Regions from separate parts of the Mus musculus genome. Here region 2 is linked to region 1. A link is a loop called in an ENCODE intact Hi-C map of the cell type or tissue named here. Cell type or tissue: heart. All regions are shown on one strand.

The links. Hi-C counts contacts between places; a loop is a spot of excess contacts. Peaks named below come from ENCODE experiments on the same cell type or tissue, not always from the same donor. Only the 100,000 strongest peaks of a DNase experiment are listed, where the experiment ranks them.
Region 2: a loop joins it to region 1, with 5 times the contacts of the local background. A loop is called at or near these places in 5 of 42 quality-filtered maps.

Annotation. Positions count from the first base shown.
Region 1 is chr14:118,127,971-118,135,970 of GRCm38, reverse strand. It overlaps Tgds (TDP-glucose 4,6-dehydratase), which reads left to right and starts at 3,206. Exons shown (of 12, transcript NM_029578.3): 1 at 3,206-3,327; 2 at 5,298-5,364; 3 at 7,680-7,748. The coding sequence starts at 3,242. In heart, no CTCF peak of the experiment used is centred here; a DNase peak (open chromatin) is centred at 3,160; H3K4me3 peaks cover 1,952 bases; H3K27ac peaks cover 985 bases; H3K27me3 peaks cover 793 bases.
Region 2 is chr14:118,934,350-118,942,349 of GRCm38, reverse strand. It overlaps Dnajc3 (DnaJ heat shock protein family (Hsp40) member C3), which reads right to left and starts at 4,418. Exons shown (of 12, transcript NM_008929.3): 1 at 4,180-4,418. The coding sequence starts at 4,261. In heart, CTCF peaks have their summits at 4,585 and 4,787; DNase peaks (open chromatin) are centred at 3,589 and 4,649; H3K4me3 peaks cover 2,614 bases; H3K27ac peaks cover 1,852 bases.

The sequences.
Region 1 (8,000 bases):
ACTCCACCAGAACATATAGTTAGAGCTCTTTCTCTTTTTATGATCACAACACCCATCCTTAACCCTATCAATTCCATACCCACCCTAAACCCCTGTGTCGATGACATTTGCAAATCCTTCGCTGGAGTATTTTCTACGGTTCCTCTCCTTTGCTTCACTTTGCTCTTTTTTTTTTTTTTTTTTTTTTTTCTAGATTCTCCTTTTTCAACACACTCGAAGAAGCCCTTCTGACACGTTCAGACTGTATCAGACTTCAGTGCAACCAGAACACCTTACTCCTTACCAGGTCAGTTACCACAAAATTCTGTAAATGACCTCCAGCTCATCTGAATTTCTCACTCTACTGTAAGATGAAGATGGTCAGAGGTGGTGAGTGCAGCAACTCAAAATTGTGTCACGAATAAGTTCGTACAAATTATCTTCATCCAACAAGATGTTTTTTTATAACACAAAAGCATGTCCTCACCACATACTTCATCTTAAATAAAGAAGCCCCATCAACAGCAGTTTCGGCGCTTCTGGATTCCCAGAATAAGGGTATTCGTATTTTTGAGACTTTTAATTTTTATCCTAATTATTTTTAAATATAAGAGTAATTCATGCATGTAGAGAAATTTTAATCCAGCAACATGGCTGCTTTAGCAAGGGTTCACATCTAAAGACATTCTAGATCTATGTGATCTGGCTGGAATGCAGATATGCTCTGATTAAAGTATCATTTGCCTGAAATACAGACACCTTAGTGCACACCTTTAATCCCTAACAATGTAGGTAAAGTTAGTTCCTAGGAGGAAACAGCCATGTTTGAAAGTGATGCCTAATTGATGGGCAGACAAAGTGATGAATCAGAGAAAGATTTGACAGATGAGTCAGAGAAAGGATATGTCCAATGAACTCAAGACAGCACAGGAAAGGGAGGCAATGAGAGAGAGAGACAGAGACAGAGCACTTTTATACCAGGACAGTTTTTACAAAGACAGGTTTCAGAGAGAACAAGTTAGACACGGGTGAAGAGAGAATGAGAAGGAACCCGGAGATTAGAACAGATTGTCAAAGGTAGTATGAGGCCAAGCAATGCAATTCAGTTAGAAGCCAAGAGAAACTGGATTAAACCAGTCAGCTTGAAAGATTAGATGGTATGAAAGCCTAGGCCAAGGGATGGTTAGAACAGAGAAAGTAATGTGCTGGTCTCAGGCAAGCCATGTATTCGTGCGACTTGGGTATGGCTCTCATCCCATTCCTTCACCTGAGGAAATAAAACTGAGCAAGCAGCTTAGAAGAACTCATAGCCAAAAGTGTATAGAGCAACATTTTAAGTTGTGACTTCCCAATTTCCTTGCCTATGCCCAATACTGAAATGTAGCCTTTGTTAATATTTTCCAGTGGATATTTTCAGATAAGCCTCTGCAAATATATGTAGAGTTAAACTAAATTTGCCTGGAGACTGTCCCCAGTATTTTGAATTGCTACATCAGAACTGCAACCTAACTTAGTCAGCTTTAGCCAGCCAGCATGCTCCCAACTGACCAACTATGTTTGTATGTGGGAGAGATATTGTTCCCTTTGAGAAGGCACAATTAGATCCATAACCTGTAAAGTCTCTCCTAACCATTACTTCCGAGATTTATATTCTTGTGTATAGGACTCTTGTTTACATGTACCGTATGGGCACAGTGCTCATGGACTTCCAATACCCTGGAATTGGAGTTACAGAAGGTTGTGAGCTACCATGTGGGTGCTAGGAATCTAACCTGGGTCCTCTGGAAGAGAAACTAGCGTTCTTAACCACTGGGCCACACTTCCCTCCAGCCTTTGTTTATACAGATTGACTGCCTGGGTTTCTTGATGGTGCTCTCTGAACCTTTCTTTCAGAGCATTGCCAGGTTTTTCATTGTTTGATAAAATAAAACCCTACTAAGTTTAAGTTGTTGAAAGCTTTAATTGTGTAAATGGTAAACCAAGAACGTGGGTGAGGTTGATTCTAAAGGAAAAGCAGAGCATGGGCTTTGATTACTGTAGGCACTTTCCCTTTGTCTCGTGTGTGTGTGTGTGTGTGTGTGTGTGTGTGTGTGTGTGTGTGCTTGAGACAGGGTTTCTCTGTGTAACCTGGCTGTCCCGAAACTCACTCTGTAGACCAGGCTGTCCTTGAACTCAGAGATCCATCTGCTTCTGCCTCCCAGGTGCTGGCACTAGAGGTGTGTGCTATCACCTGCTGGCTTCATGTCTTTCTTCTTGATCAGTAATGTTATTCTCTTTCACTGAAGACAGGCTTTTTTTTTTTTTTTTTGATGCCTCGGTACATAAAAAATTAATATGACTTCTAATCACTCCCACTTGGTAGAGCCTCCGAATTCATAGAAAGCAGCAGACTATAATATAAACAGCAGTGAGCAATCATATGATAAGCCCACTTGTTGATGAGTGTGTGATAGATCTGGTCCCAGAGAAATGAATGGCCTTACCTCCATGGAGCAGAGACAGTGAGAAATTACATCAGTGGCCAATTTGTTGATGAATGATAAGAAGAAAACAAAAAAAAAAAAATGGTTCTGCATGGTTAGAGTCAAGGAATGACTCTAATAGGAAGATGGCACTCAAACTGAGAACTGAAGGAGGTAAACACTAGTCAGACATCCGAGGAAAGGGCAGGTAGACCAGGGAAGAACACCTGGTAATATAAATAAGAGCAAGAAGGACCAGGATTGGGGCACAGTGAGCAGACAAGAGAAGAGAGTAAAACCTTCCAGGGAACTCTGCAAAACTTACTTATCATGATTGCAAGCGGCCTTCGCCTTTTGTGACAGTATTTACAACAGTGAAACATAATTTTGCAATGCAACTTTCCATTTCCATACTGCATACATTCTAGAGGATTCTGCTCAGCTGGGTGTTAGTCTATGAGCATAGCTGAAGTTCAAAAATGAAGGCATCGATTCATAACTCCGAATTTCTAAGCACCTATAGTAGTAATCCATGCTGGTGACACTTGCTTAGAAAATATTCCAGACCCTAGTACCAATGACCCTAATTTCTCCTAGCTGGTGACTATGGGCTAGAGAGTGCGCGCCTGCGCAGTGCCACTGCCGGCTCCGCCCCTCTTTTGGGGTCTGGGAGAACCCGGAAGCCTCTGCGACTTCCTTTGAACGTGTCGGGGGCGGGGCATGTCGTAAAGCGTCGTGAAGCTGCTTCCCTCGGTTCTTCAGACGCCGCGCTTTACGGCGCTGGCTCTGCAGAGCTGAAGATGTCCGCTGCGAGCCGGGAGGAGCGTTCTGGTCCTCCCGGCAGCTTCGCGAAGCGGGTCCTGGTGACCGGGGGTGCTGGTTTCATGTAGGTAACGGTGCTGGTGGCTGAGAAGTTTCTCCCCACAAATCCTAACCTTGCCCTGCGGTTCTCCTTGTCTTTTGCACTTCGGGTCCACGACTTTGCAGATCCGTTATGGGGAGGGTCCCAATGCACAGCCCGGATGTCCATCCGGTTTCCCTCACTTTCTGGCCAGCCAAGACGAGGTTGCTTCGAAAATGCGACTTCTTTAACACCTTCCCCACAAAAAGGGGAACTCAGGAGTGCCTTGCTGCTGTCCCACCCCCTACCTGCCCGGGGGTGTTTACCACCTGTCACTTTTCTGAGAAGCACACATCAGTTTCATTCCCTTTTCTTCCCGCTCTCTGACAAAGCTCCGGCCAGCAGATGAAGGCCTTTCCAAAAGCTCGCCTCTACACGATGTGAGGATCGATCGTAATGGGACTCTTTGTCTTGTCTTCTCTTTTTTAGAAACTGTTTACAAATCCTTTGTTATTCCCAACCTGTTTGAGGCTCACACCCACCTACCGTGAAACTGTCCTTTCTATTTGTGTCAAAGCTTATTCTTAATTTGACTTCTGTTCCCTGCCTCCTTTTCCTTAGAACACTGCTACTATCCCTCTCCTGTTGATCTCGCGCGTTTTCTTTACACTTTGTAGAGTGTGTTCCTAAGTGAGATAGATGCAGCTGCATAGAGTTTTACAGTCATGGTTTCTGTGAGACTTGTAATGAAAGTCCAGGGTCTTTATCCGATCTAGAAGACTCGGGTGCTCGAGCCCTGCTTCCCAACCTAGTCTCTTGCTTTTCTGTACTCGCCCACAACCCTCTCAGGCTTCTCGGAGCACAGGAGGTTAGTGCTGCTTCCCGACTTGAGGCAGTTGCATAGGCTGTTAATTTACCCGCATATCACCTTCAGAGTGCTTATGGGAACACCTTAGGCCACCCATCCACTCAGCACTACCTGAAATTACATTGAGTACTTGTGTTTACTTGTTTATGGCCTTGCCCTTCTTCTAGAGTATAAACTGTGTGAGAGTAGACTGATGTTCATTAAGCTCCCACAGAAAGAAAGGTCAGGGCCATATCGTGAAGGTCTTCTGTAAGAGTTGAGTGGATGGATGCGTGAGCGATCCACAGGAAGTTCTGTCCTTGTAGTGTCTCCTGCATGGGGAGGGGTCAGAGAGTCTTGGTTACTGCCCAAGAACATGCAGTGGGCCTTTTAAATCCACAGACACTTTGCTGAGAGTAGGTAGCAGGAAGCTGAGATTCACTTAATTAACAGACGTGTACGTGGGGAAATGCATGTACTTGCATGGAAGGGCTTGTTCACAAAGAATGTCCTAGAAAATGAAGGAAAGTGAAGTTTTTCACCAAGAACAAACTTCACCTTTACAATTGGCCAGTGCTAGCCATTACTCCCCAGAGCCCAAAATATGTTTATATATATATATGTTTCTTTTACTGAGATAGCTCCATTTCAGGGTCCTCTGAGTTCCAGGAACCACTGTCAGTACCAAGCTCAAACTCAGCTATCATTAATCTAGGAAACCTGGGTTTAGTCCAGAGCCCTCCTGAGATTTTAGGCTTACACAAGCCAACTTATAGTATAGTACCAAGAGAGCAGTTGCAGAAGTCACTGTAAGCATAGGCAAATGACAGTGAGTATGCTGTCATTTGTTATCTGTATAAATCCACCCCAGGCCTTGGAAAGCAAACTGGACTTGTGCAGTTACCCCGACCAGATTTTACATTTCCTGTGCTCACACTCACGGCATGTGTGGGTTCCATCCTTTGATTAAACTTGCTTTTTCTTCATTCTCAGTGCCAGGCAGTTTTATGTGGCACAGGGAAGATACAAGAGTTTGTTTATAGGGTTAAAAGTGCCTGTGTGTGGTGCGTTACCTCTTACTATTTCCGCACCACGCCACGGCTTAGGGGATGTTAAGAATCGAGGGAGGTTAATGCTTGCCACTCACAAAGATCTCGTCTTCTTGTAGTGCGTCCCATGTGATTGTCTCCCTAGTAGAGGATTATCCCGACTATATGATCGTAAATCTAGACAAGGTAAGTATGCAGATGAGCTTCGTGTGCTAAAATCCGACCTCCATTTACCTCCAAGCCAGGGAGCTTTAGGCAGCAGTGCCAGGGAATGGAAGAGTAGCGCCTGGCAAGACATTCTCCTCCTGTGTTTTCTTTGTGGTCGTCCCAGCCTCTCAGGGTCTGCATTGTCATGTGTTCGTGCTGTGTTTAATCTTAGGTCAAAGCTTTTGAAACTTTTATTTTGCTAGCCTACAAACTCAATGTTTTTAAGTGCAGTATTTTTAGCCAAAGAAAAGCTTTACCTTTTAAAAATTCTATATATACTATAATTTTGTGATTACTATTTTGAGAGGGTATTGGCTTTGTAAAATTAACTTTGATTTTATAATTGCTACCTCCCAGAAACATCTGTATGCATATTTCTTTTTAGCAGTAGACTATAACGAAAACCAGTTGCTGCGACACTTGCTTATGATCTGAGCCCTGGGGAGGTCAAGGCAGGAGGGTCTGAACTTTAGGGTGACCCTTGAACTGTACAGCAAGTTCAGGGCCAGCATAGGAGCACATGAGATCCTGTCTACAAACAAACAAACAAACAAAACAGTGAAAATAATTTAGTCTTGACAGTCTTGAAGTCATGGTTAAAGTCTCCATAAAGAGTATGATTCTTTAGTTTGAACAAAAGATACAAATGGTTTTCTTATTTTTATAAAACACAGTGGTAAAAAATGTGCAGGCAAAGAATAGTCATTAACTCTCGGCATATTTTTCCCGTCTTAATGTTCTAAAGAGGTAAGCAGAGTTCTTTTCCATATCATTTATTTATTTGGGGGCAGGGTCATCCGTGAGCTATAGCTGGCATGTAGGGAGATCATAGGACCGTTTGTGGGTGATAGTTCTTTCCTTCCCTATGTGACTCCTGGGTTCAGGCTTGGTGGCAAGTACCTTTGTGCCCACTGAGTCATCCGGCCCACTCTCCAGGTATAGCCCAGGCTACCCCTTAACTTCTGATTCTTGCATATCTGCCTCTTTAGTAAATCCTTCTACTGTGTAAAACCACAACCAGCAGAGCCAGGTGGATCTCTGTGGGTTCAAGGCCGGCCTGGTCTACATAGGGAATTCCAGGGCAGCCAATGGCACATACTGAAACCCTGTCTCACAGTATATAAATAAAAATAAAAACTAATAAACTATGGGTGGGGGTGTGTGTTCTGCATGTGGGCTATGTGTTTATGCGTGTAGTTGCCCTCAAAGGCCAGAGGTCTTGCATCTGGAACACCAGAAGTGCAGTCACAGGTGGTTGTGAGCCACTGATGTAGGTGGTGGGGACCAAACTCAGGTCATCTCGAACAGCAGCTCGTGCTTGGTCCTCTGGAACGGCAAGCAGGTAGTGCTTGTAACCTCCGAGTCATCTCTCCAGTCTCAGCTAGCTCTTTTTCAAATACATTCACTATTTACCACGGTAGCCGAAGAAGATATGTCTAAAGCAGGAGTTTTATCTTCAAGTGCTTGTTCCTTTCCTGTTGAGAACTAAGCTTCTCTAGCTACAGCTGCTGAAGGGAGCTTAAGCAGCGGCTTTTCTTTCTTTCTTTTTTAATTAATCTATTTATTTACTTAACGCCCCAATATCAGCCCCCCTCCTCCTAGTACCCGCCTGTCACAGGTCCTTCTCCCATTCCCCCCATTCTCGCCCTCCCCTAAGCCCCTATAAATCGGTCATTGCAGGAGTAGTACTGAGGCCTGACAAGGCAGCCATACTAGGGAATAGGATCCACGGGCAGGCAACAAATTCAGAAACAGCCCTCATTCCAGTCACTGGGGGAGCCACATAAAGACCAGGCTGCACGTCTGCTACTTATATGTGCCAGGCCTAGGTCCAGTCCATGCTTGCTCTTAGTTGTTGGTTCTGTCTCTGGGAGCTCTCAAGGGTCCAGGTTAGTTGACTCTGCTGGTCTTCCTGTGGAGTCCCTTTCCTGTTTGGAACCCACAATCCTTCCCCTGACTCCTCCACGAGATTCCCCGAGTTCCTGGCTGTGTGTCTCTGCATCTGTTTCTGTCTGCTGTTAGGTGGAGCCTCTCAGAGGACGGTTAGAACAGGAACATTTTTAAAGAGAAACTTGTAACAGCTGCTCTTGGAGTTTGCTCTTCTGAGAAGTAACAGTGACCTGCTTTTACTTTTAGGAGGTCAGAAATTTTAAAGGCGTAAAACTGTGCGAAACCTTAGGAAGACTTGTTCTTGTTTCATAGTGTTAAACATGTAACGACCTTTAAATTAAACTGACACATTGTAGAAAGAGCTTGCTTTGTCCCGTTTCCTCACCGATATTCTCTCTCTTAAGCTGGATTACTGTGCAAGCTTGAAGAATCTGGAACCAGTCTCTAACAAGCAAAACTACAAGTTTATACAGGTACGGAAGTTTTGTTACGGGCACTTGACAGTGCCTCTTAGTCTTGCAGAAACCATAAGCTTTTTGTGTTACAAACATGTTAAAAGTCAGGTAATTCCAGAAGTAGTTCCTGATGGAGAATTCCGCTTTTAGAGGGAAAACAGCTGGAATTTGGGGACCTTGGCAGACCTCTGGGTGCTGTGACGATGACGTGAGTCACACTTGCAGGCGAGCGCCGGTGCTGTAGGGTAGTTAGTGGTGATGGCACACTTT
Region 2 (8,000 bases), 810 kb before region 1:
GATCCACCGGTGCTAAAGCACTGAGGAAACAACTGGCTACAAAAGCCTCGCCACAGAGTGCACCCTCTACTAGAGGGGTGAAGAAACCTCATGGTACAGCGTTACAGGCCTGGTACGGTGGCACAGCAGACGCTCTCAGAAGGCCACTGAGCTTCTGACTCACAGGCTCCCCTGTTAGCGTCTGGTGCGAGAAAGTGCTCAGGACTTCAAAACAGACCTGCGCTTCCAGCGTGCGACTACTGGTGATTTGCAGGAGGCAAGTGAGGCCTAGCTGGTTGGCCCTTCTGAAAGGACCAAACTGTGCTATCCACACCAAACATGCAGCAATTATGCCAAAAGATATCCAGCTAGCCCGCCACACACGCGGAGAACATGCTTAAGAGTCACTATGAGGGGAAACATTTCATTCTCAAGAAATTGTTTTTCTTCTTGTTGTTGTTGTCAGTAGTTCCCCACCCCAACCCCAATGGGGTCAAAGGTACCTAAGTATATGATTGCGAGTGGAAACATAGGGGACAGCATCGGGTATTGGCGTTTTTCCATGTTTATTTGTGTGTGAATTTTTAATATAAATGCAAGATGGAAAGCATTAATGCAAGCAAACTGTTCCAGTGAACACATTTCAACTTCATAGCAATTATAAATAAACATGTTAACATTTTCTGGACAATGCCAGCATTTGGATTTTTTAAAAAATTAATTAAATTCCTTGTTGGTGGCAATAAACAGTGTCTGTAGCATTGTTAGCACCCAGTAGATTCCACCACTCACTATCCTTTTCTGAGATGTCCTCATGCAAATAAGGGCTTTTAATGTTGTCTGTCTTCTGTGCTGTTCCTGTAAGTTTGCTATTAAAATACATACTATTAAAAAAATAAAAATAAAAAAATAAAAAAATTTTAAAAACTGGTTCCCAGTCTACCAAGGTGGCACACACCTTTAATCCCAGCAGAGGCAGAGTTAGAGGCCAGCCTGGTCTACACAGTGAGTTCCAGGGCAGACAAGGCTGCACAGTGTGACCCTGGGGGTGGGGTGGTGGTTAGTTATAACTGGGTTCATTGACCTTAGTTTTGAGGACACATGCAGGTCAGGTGGTGCCACACTGCACTTATGGCTGGAGAGAGAAGACATAAGGGAAAGTTCTATGAGAACAGGAAATGTGATATAGGTCAAGAGAAAAAGAAAACTAAGACAACAAAATGTTTTTTGTCTGTATTCATACTCAACTCACCAAGCCACTAGCAATAAAATGAAATAATCTTATTTGTAATGTGAGAGTGCTAAGATGTCTTCCTCTGCTTGGATCTCACGTGTGTCTCTCTAGTGTGAGAGAGAAGGCACCCCGGCACCTCGGCTCCCTGGAGCTGCTTGTGCGATGCTGGCAGCCTCTTAACAGGGCCACCTCCAGTCCCTACAATTTTCTTTCTACTCAAAAATTCTATTTCTCCTGCTCTAGCTTTCTTTCAAAACCTCTCAGAAAGGAAATTTGAAGAGTCAGCCAATGATATATGCTTCCCTCCTGTGGATTACAACAGAAAAGCCCAGTTTAAATCAGGAAAAAAGCAGGCCACTGAGGTGTGCCACTCCATCTCTACAGTACGAAACTGTGTTTCACGTTTCCTGTTCTCACAGAACTCTCCCTTATGTCTTCTCTCTGCAGCCTTAAGTGCAGTGTGGCAGCACCTGACCTGCATGCCTCCTCAAGACAGAGGCTAATGGACCCAGATATAACTAAGCCATTTAAGAAAACAGAAGCTAACAATTTGCTACTCTGTATCTTAATAACCTCATCACCAATTCTAACAAACAGCATAACCTCTAATTCAATTCCTACAGATACTTTATTACACCAGTGATTCTCAAAATGTGGTCATCTGGGATCCTCTCAGAAATGAAAATTTCACTTTCCATCAAGACCTACTAAATCAGACGTTCTGTAAGTGTGCCCAACTCTTACAAGTATTCTATGTGAGATTCTGGTATACAATCAAGCTGGAGAACCACTGTTTTGGGAGGAAAAGCAGGTTTTGGTATTTGAGGATTTTTGGTTTTTGTTCTGTTTTGTTTAGGGGAGGGTTGTTTGGTCTTGGGTTTTCTTTTGGTTTTGGGTTTGTTTTTAGACAAAGTAAACAGTAGCTCAGAGTGGCCTAACACTCTTTAATTGATGATAATCCTCCTGCCTTAGCTTCTTGATTGCTGAAATCACAGGTATGAGCCAGCACACCTGGGAAGACCACTACACTGAGCCTGCCAGGAAACCACCCCCCCTGTCACTTTCTATTGCTAACTTAAAAGGCTGATTTTGCTCGGCCGTCCGACTTTAAAATGCTTGAAGTGAATGCTATGTACAATTTCCTGTTCCCACCTTCATACAGAGGTAAATTTTATTTTTAAAGATTTTCTTTACTCTGTGTACACACACACAAGGGCTCATGTGTGTGCATGTGTTCTCTCATTCTCTCATACCCCACCTCTCTCCCTCTCTCCCCACCCCCCACCCACACACACACCCCTCTTTGGGTGCTTGTGGAACCAGAAGACTGAGTTGTGAGTAATTACAACTAACTCACTGCATCCTGATCTGGTACTAGGAATGCAACTCCAGTCTTCTGCAAGGCCAACAAACACACTAACCATTTCTCCAGTCCCAAGATAAATTTTCATTAAGCTCTTGGAACACCAGCTCCCAGATGTGTAACACAGAGACTATCACATATCTCTGTGGAATAAGAGCTGGCTTACAGAAATGCTCTTTCCTTCTCCATCACCTGCCATTCTGCACAGGTAATACTCCTGGAAAAGCAACACTGGCTTTCTCCTCAGAGAGGCCACTGGTGCTTTCCTGACGGGAAAACTCGGAGTTTTCTTATAGAAATACCACAGTAGAGAGATGAAATGCTAAAAGTCCTAATCCTGCAAAGAACAGAAACTCGAATAAGGTGCTTGATCTACAAGCTCCTGGATGAGGTAAGGCAAACAAAAATAAGCACTCCCATGTCTGGAGAGTAAGTTAAATCGACACTAAGTAGAGCATAGACAACTTTCCCTTAAGTTACTAAAATAAGTCACTAATGATAACTGGGCACAATCAATGCAGATGGAAAGAATTAGAAAATGAAAGAAAGTTAGAACATATGACCCATACTAAAGTGGTCCAGGCCTTCAAATTCCAATCCCCTCACTTTTGAGGCTGGCTCCAACATCAAATTATTGGTCTCAATATTGCCACAGTACACATTCTGATTTGGGGTTCAAAGAACGTATGGTGATCAGGAAGCCAAAACCAACAAAAACCATACCTTTAATGGTTAAAAACCTAAGCATATGTCTTTAAAAAAAAGAAAGAAAGAAACCCGCATAGACTTCTATGATGGTTTCATCATAAACTGTTCCCAATTTCAGTTCCTCAGTCCCTCCAAATGGAATATTCAACTGTTTACTCTTTCCATGACAACTATCCCCAGACTTACAGGAATGAGTACAGAGCAGTGCCCAGGACAGATGTCACTACAGCACCGTAACCAAGTTGGGAAGTTCAGTGGGCATTTGGGGCTTCAATGTCTAACTCCTCCCCGCTCTGACACCCAAGATAGGACAGGCCTCTATTTTTTGCTATTCTGTTGGGAGTAGCCAACATTCCAGTCTGGAGCCCAGGGTGAAACGTAAGCGCTCCCTATTTTTTTTTTTAAGAGACTTTTTTTTTTTTTTTTTTTTGCGATGACTAGAAAAAGTAACGTCAGTGGGGGGACAAAGTTGAATGTCGCCTTGCTGGGAACTGTGAAGCCACAGCCAGCCCAGCAAGTTAGGCGCCGGGAGCTCCGAGCCCAGAGGTGGGCTTCTCCAGGCACCAGCCTAAGTTGCGCGCCCGACGCGGGGTCGTGAGGGAATGGGACTGGCTTCGGAAAGGGCCCTGGCCCGCCACTCCGGAACCGGGACCCGTCCCGTGCATGCCGCCGTTTCGCCTCCTCCCGGCACCCCCGATCCAGGGTCCCCCGGACGCCGGACTCCCGGCTGCGCTGGCCCAGGCCGCCGAAACCGGCCTCGCGCGCGCGGCCCGCCAGTCCCGCCTCTCAGCCCACGGAACCGGAACCGGGCTCGGACCCAGCCTCGCGCCCCGGAGCGCCGCTCCCAGCCGGGACCGGGACCCGAAGCCCGCCCCGGGAGCAGGGCGGGACTCACCTTCGTACTGCAGGTCCACCAGGACCAGCAGGAACGGGAACACCGCGCCCAGCCGGCTGCCCACCGAGCCGGGGGCCACCATGTCCAAGGGCGCCTGAGCCGAAGAGCAGGAAGGTGCGCGGCCCAGCAGCCCGCGCGGCCAACAGCCCGCAGCGAAGCGCCCCGTCCACTCGCTCGCTCGCTCGGTCAGCGCTCGGGCCTCAGCGGCGGCTGGCGCCCGGCGGCGGAAAACAGCGGTAGGCGGGGCCCGCGGAGCCACGCCCCGGGCGCCGCCGCCGCCCAATCGCCTTCCTTCTGGCCACAGAGCGGCCCAGCTCGCCCGGGTCGTGGTTGGCGCTGATTGGTTGTGGGGGCTGGCGCCCCGCCCCGCCTCTGATAGGATAACGTGGAAGCACAAGACGAGGCTGCGTCCGCTGGTCGTGGAGCTGTCAGCGGGCTCCAAACCGCCGCCGAGCGCCGAGGAGGAAGAGGCTGGGGAGGCCGGGCTGCGGCCGCCGAGTCCGCATGCGCGGGCCCTAGAGCCCTTCTGGGCCGGCCTCGCGGGCTGGCTTGGCAGGGGCGGCGGGTTCCTGGAGCGAGCCCAGATTCCTTCGGGTAGTGTTGGGGGATAAGGCGCCGCCGCCTGGGCTGGTAAGGCCAGAGAGTCTCAGGAAGTCTCCAGGGACGTCCGAGAGAGATGACTGGACTTCTTGAATGAAATGGGGGAAGAAACCCAAATAGCCACTCCGTGGGTGAAAAGGGGAAAAAAAAAGTTTATTCCAAACTGCGAAGGCTGTCTCTCGGGAAAGCAGAGAGAAGCGCTGCGCGGGCTGGGGTGATGGTGGGGATTTATCTTCTGGGTTATATGGGACCTTGACGGGCTAATAGACCCCACTGTCATAAGTTAATGGAAGAGCCAAATGTCCCTTTTCCCAGAGATAGGAGAATAACTCCACTTAGCAAGTAGGAACTATCTTCACCACCACCACCACCCCGAGGGAATGCTGGCTTTTGTCTAGATGCCCTACCTGGGGGAAAGGAATTTCTTGGGGGACCTGACACTATTGAGGTCTGCTAGTGGATCAGAGATGCAAGAGCCATTCTACCAAGTCTCACAGTTGGTCTGGGTGGCTCTCTTAAAATCCGCAGTCCTCTCAGTCTCGCCAAAGAAACTTCCAGAATCACTTTTTTTTTTAGGTTGGCTTAATGGTTTCTGGGGCTATTTCCTGCCCTAGACTAAGTATCTATTGATGCATCCTTAAAATGCTTCCAGTGCCTTTAGCTCACCCTACATAACAAAGTCCCTACCCATTACTTGCTCAGTCTTCAGTATTAGCCCTCTGCTTTCCCAAGCAATGACCTTAGTTTGGAATAAACTTTTCTCTTATACACCCACCAAGTGTCTATTTGGGTTTCTTTACTGTGCCTATTTCATTCAAAGACATAAGAACTTGGACAAGATTGTCGTTAAATTAATCAGGTAGGTTACGCCCATAGCTGCTCTGTTTGAACAGACACTATATGGCAGCAACGTTTTACACATCGCTAAATAACGTGGGTTTGTTATTCAAAGCTTTTGATACCTTAGTGTTACTTCATGCTTACAAGGACTTACACATTATGATGACTTTTGAATGAAAAAAAGGACGTGGCTGCTCTTAGGTATGGTGTAGGTAAAAGGGAGATAGAGACATCTGGGAGAGTGGACATGGCCCTGAGCTGTGTGAGAAAAGGGGGAAGGGAACCAGGTGCAGCAGCCAAGAGGGCAAAGGTTACCAAAAAGAAAAAGAAAGATGGCTGGCCAAAACGGCTGGGTTATATAGGGAAGCGCCTCTGGAGGAAGGGAAGCCCAGCCCCAAAGCTGGAGAATTCTGAGTAAAGGGCTGGACTTGCCTGCCATAGCTGCAACACATAGGGACTGAGGGATGTTGGGAGAACTTTGCTATGTTAAATAGGACCTCAGCCATTTGTCTCAAATTTGAAACCTAACATATTTGTGATTTCCTGAAGATACACTACAAAGGGTGAAAAAAGGAAGAAAGGTCTTGTTCTGTTCCAAAGAAATAGAATGTGCCGGGCATGGTGGTGCATGCCTTTAATCCCAGCACTCAGGAGGCAGAGGCAGAGGCAGGCGGATTTCTGAGTTTGAGGCTGGTCTACAAAGTGAGTTACAGAACAGCCAGGGCTATACAGAGAAACCCTGTCTCAAAAAACCAAATTGGGAGAGAGAGAGAGAGAGAGAGAGAGAGAGAGAGAGAGAGAGAGAGAGAATGTAAAGGAAATGGTTCCTGGTTGGAAGAAATGAGTCCCTGGTGAGCCTTGGTGAAAAGCACACTATTTAGATTCAGGGAATCAGGGCTATTATATCAATTGTCCTCATCTGTAGACTGGGTATGACCCCAAACCCTCAACAGTGAAGTTTTATGAAGCAGGTTAATGTTCTTCTAAACTGTAGTAGTGTCCAAAGATGTTGCTAAAGAGCAAAATATAGGAGCAAAATTAAAAAAAAAAATTTTAAAAAGCAAAATGAAGAAGCGTCAGGTGTTGTTGAAATGTGTTTGTTTGAGATACACACAGACACATGACTCATAAGGTGGAGTGCAAAGGTGGTAGACAAGCCCACTGCCCTCAAGTGAAGACCCCACACAAGTGAGGACCTTCTGGCCAAAGGAACCAACAAAACACTGAAGTATCTTGAATGAGAAAAAAGAAAAAGTGAAAACACTTGTGTCTGATCCCTCGATGTGCCTTATGCTTCTGGCCTTGAAAAGAACTGAAAAGTTTCCTAAGGAAAGGAATTGTTTTTTAAAACAATATATTTGTGTTGTAGACTGTGAATAGCAAGGAGTGCTGAGAGCCTCTCTAACAGTCACTGAGCAAACACCTAAAAATCCTGTATGTAAGAACTACAATACACAAAGTATCCCTTGAGAAAAGATGGTTTTACAAAAAATAACGTCTACTGCTGCTCTCGCGGCTGAGACCTGACAAGGAAGAAAGGCTTGATTAGCTCACAGTCGCAGAGGATATCAGCGCATCGAGCAGGGAGCGCTTGGTAGCTGCGGAAATAAAAGCCTGAGGAATACGGTCCTCGGTCATCTTGTGGAATTAGGAAGCAGAGATAGGACCGGAAGCAAGGCTACGCTGTAATTGTCAAGGCCTTAAAAGCCCTGAAAGCCTACATTAGCCAGCTAGGTCCTATGTGCCAGAGGCTCTACACCCTCCCAAAATGGCACTGCAGCAGGGGACCAGGTGCTCAAAGTACAGTGATGTAACCTGGCCGCAAGAGGTAGAAAGCAAGCGCTACCTCCGAGGATGACGTCACATCCGGCTAAGCCCATGGAAAGGTCAAAGTACTGGGCATGAGATGCAATCAATAGATGGAACCTAGTGAACGCAATCCGGTATGCTCAGGGGAGGTGGGGGGGGGGGGGAGTAGGATGAAGAACAGGAGGTGGAGGAGGGCAAGGAGGAGGCCAAGGGGAAGCTGCCCCTCTTGCCTCTGTCGAGTGTCACAGGAGCATCACATTGTCTAACTAGCATTGAAACCCAATCACAACTCAGGGTGCTCTCTGTTCCTCGACACCGTACACAAGAACCTGTTCAAGCAAGCCATCTTGAGCCGGGGCTGTCTTGTCAGGAACCTTTTAGTCTGTCAGAAGTAGTCTAAATATTATATTGAAAGCAGGAAGTTACCAAAGGGTTTCAAGCAAAGAACTTACCTCATGGGAATGTTTGTTGACAAATTTTAGAGGTCAAGCAATGTGATTGGGAGATTATCACACTAAACTAAACAGAAGAGGAAAGACAGACACAGCAGCAGAGACCGAAGCAAGCTAAAC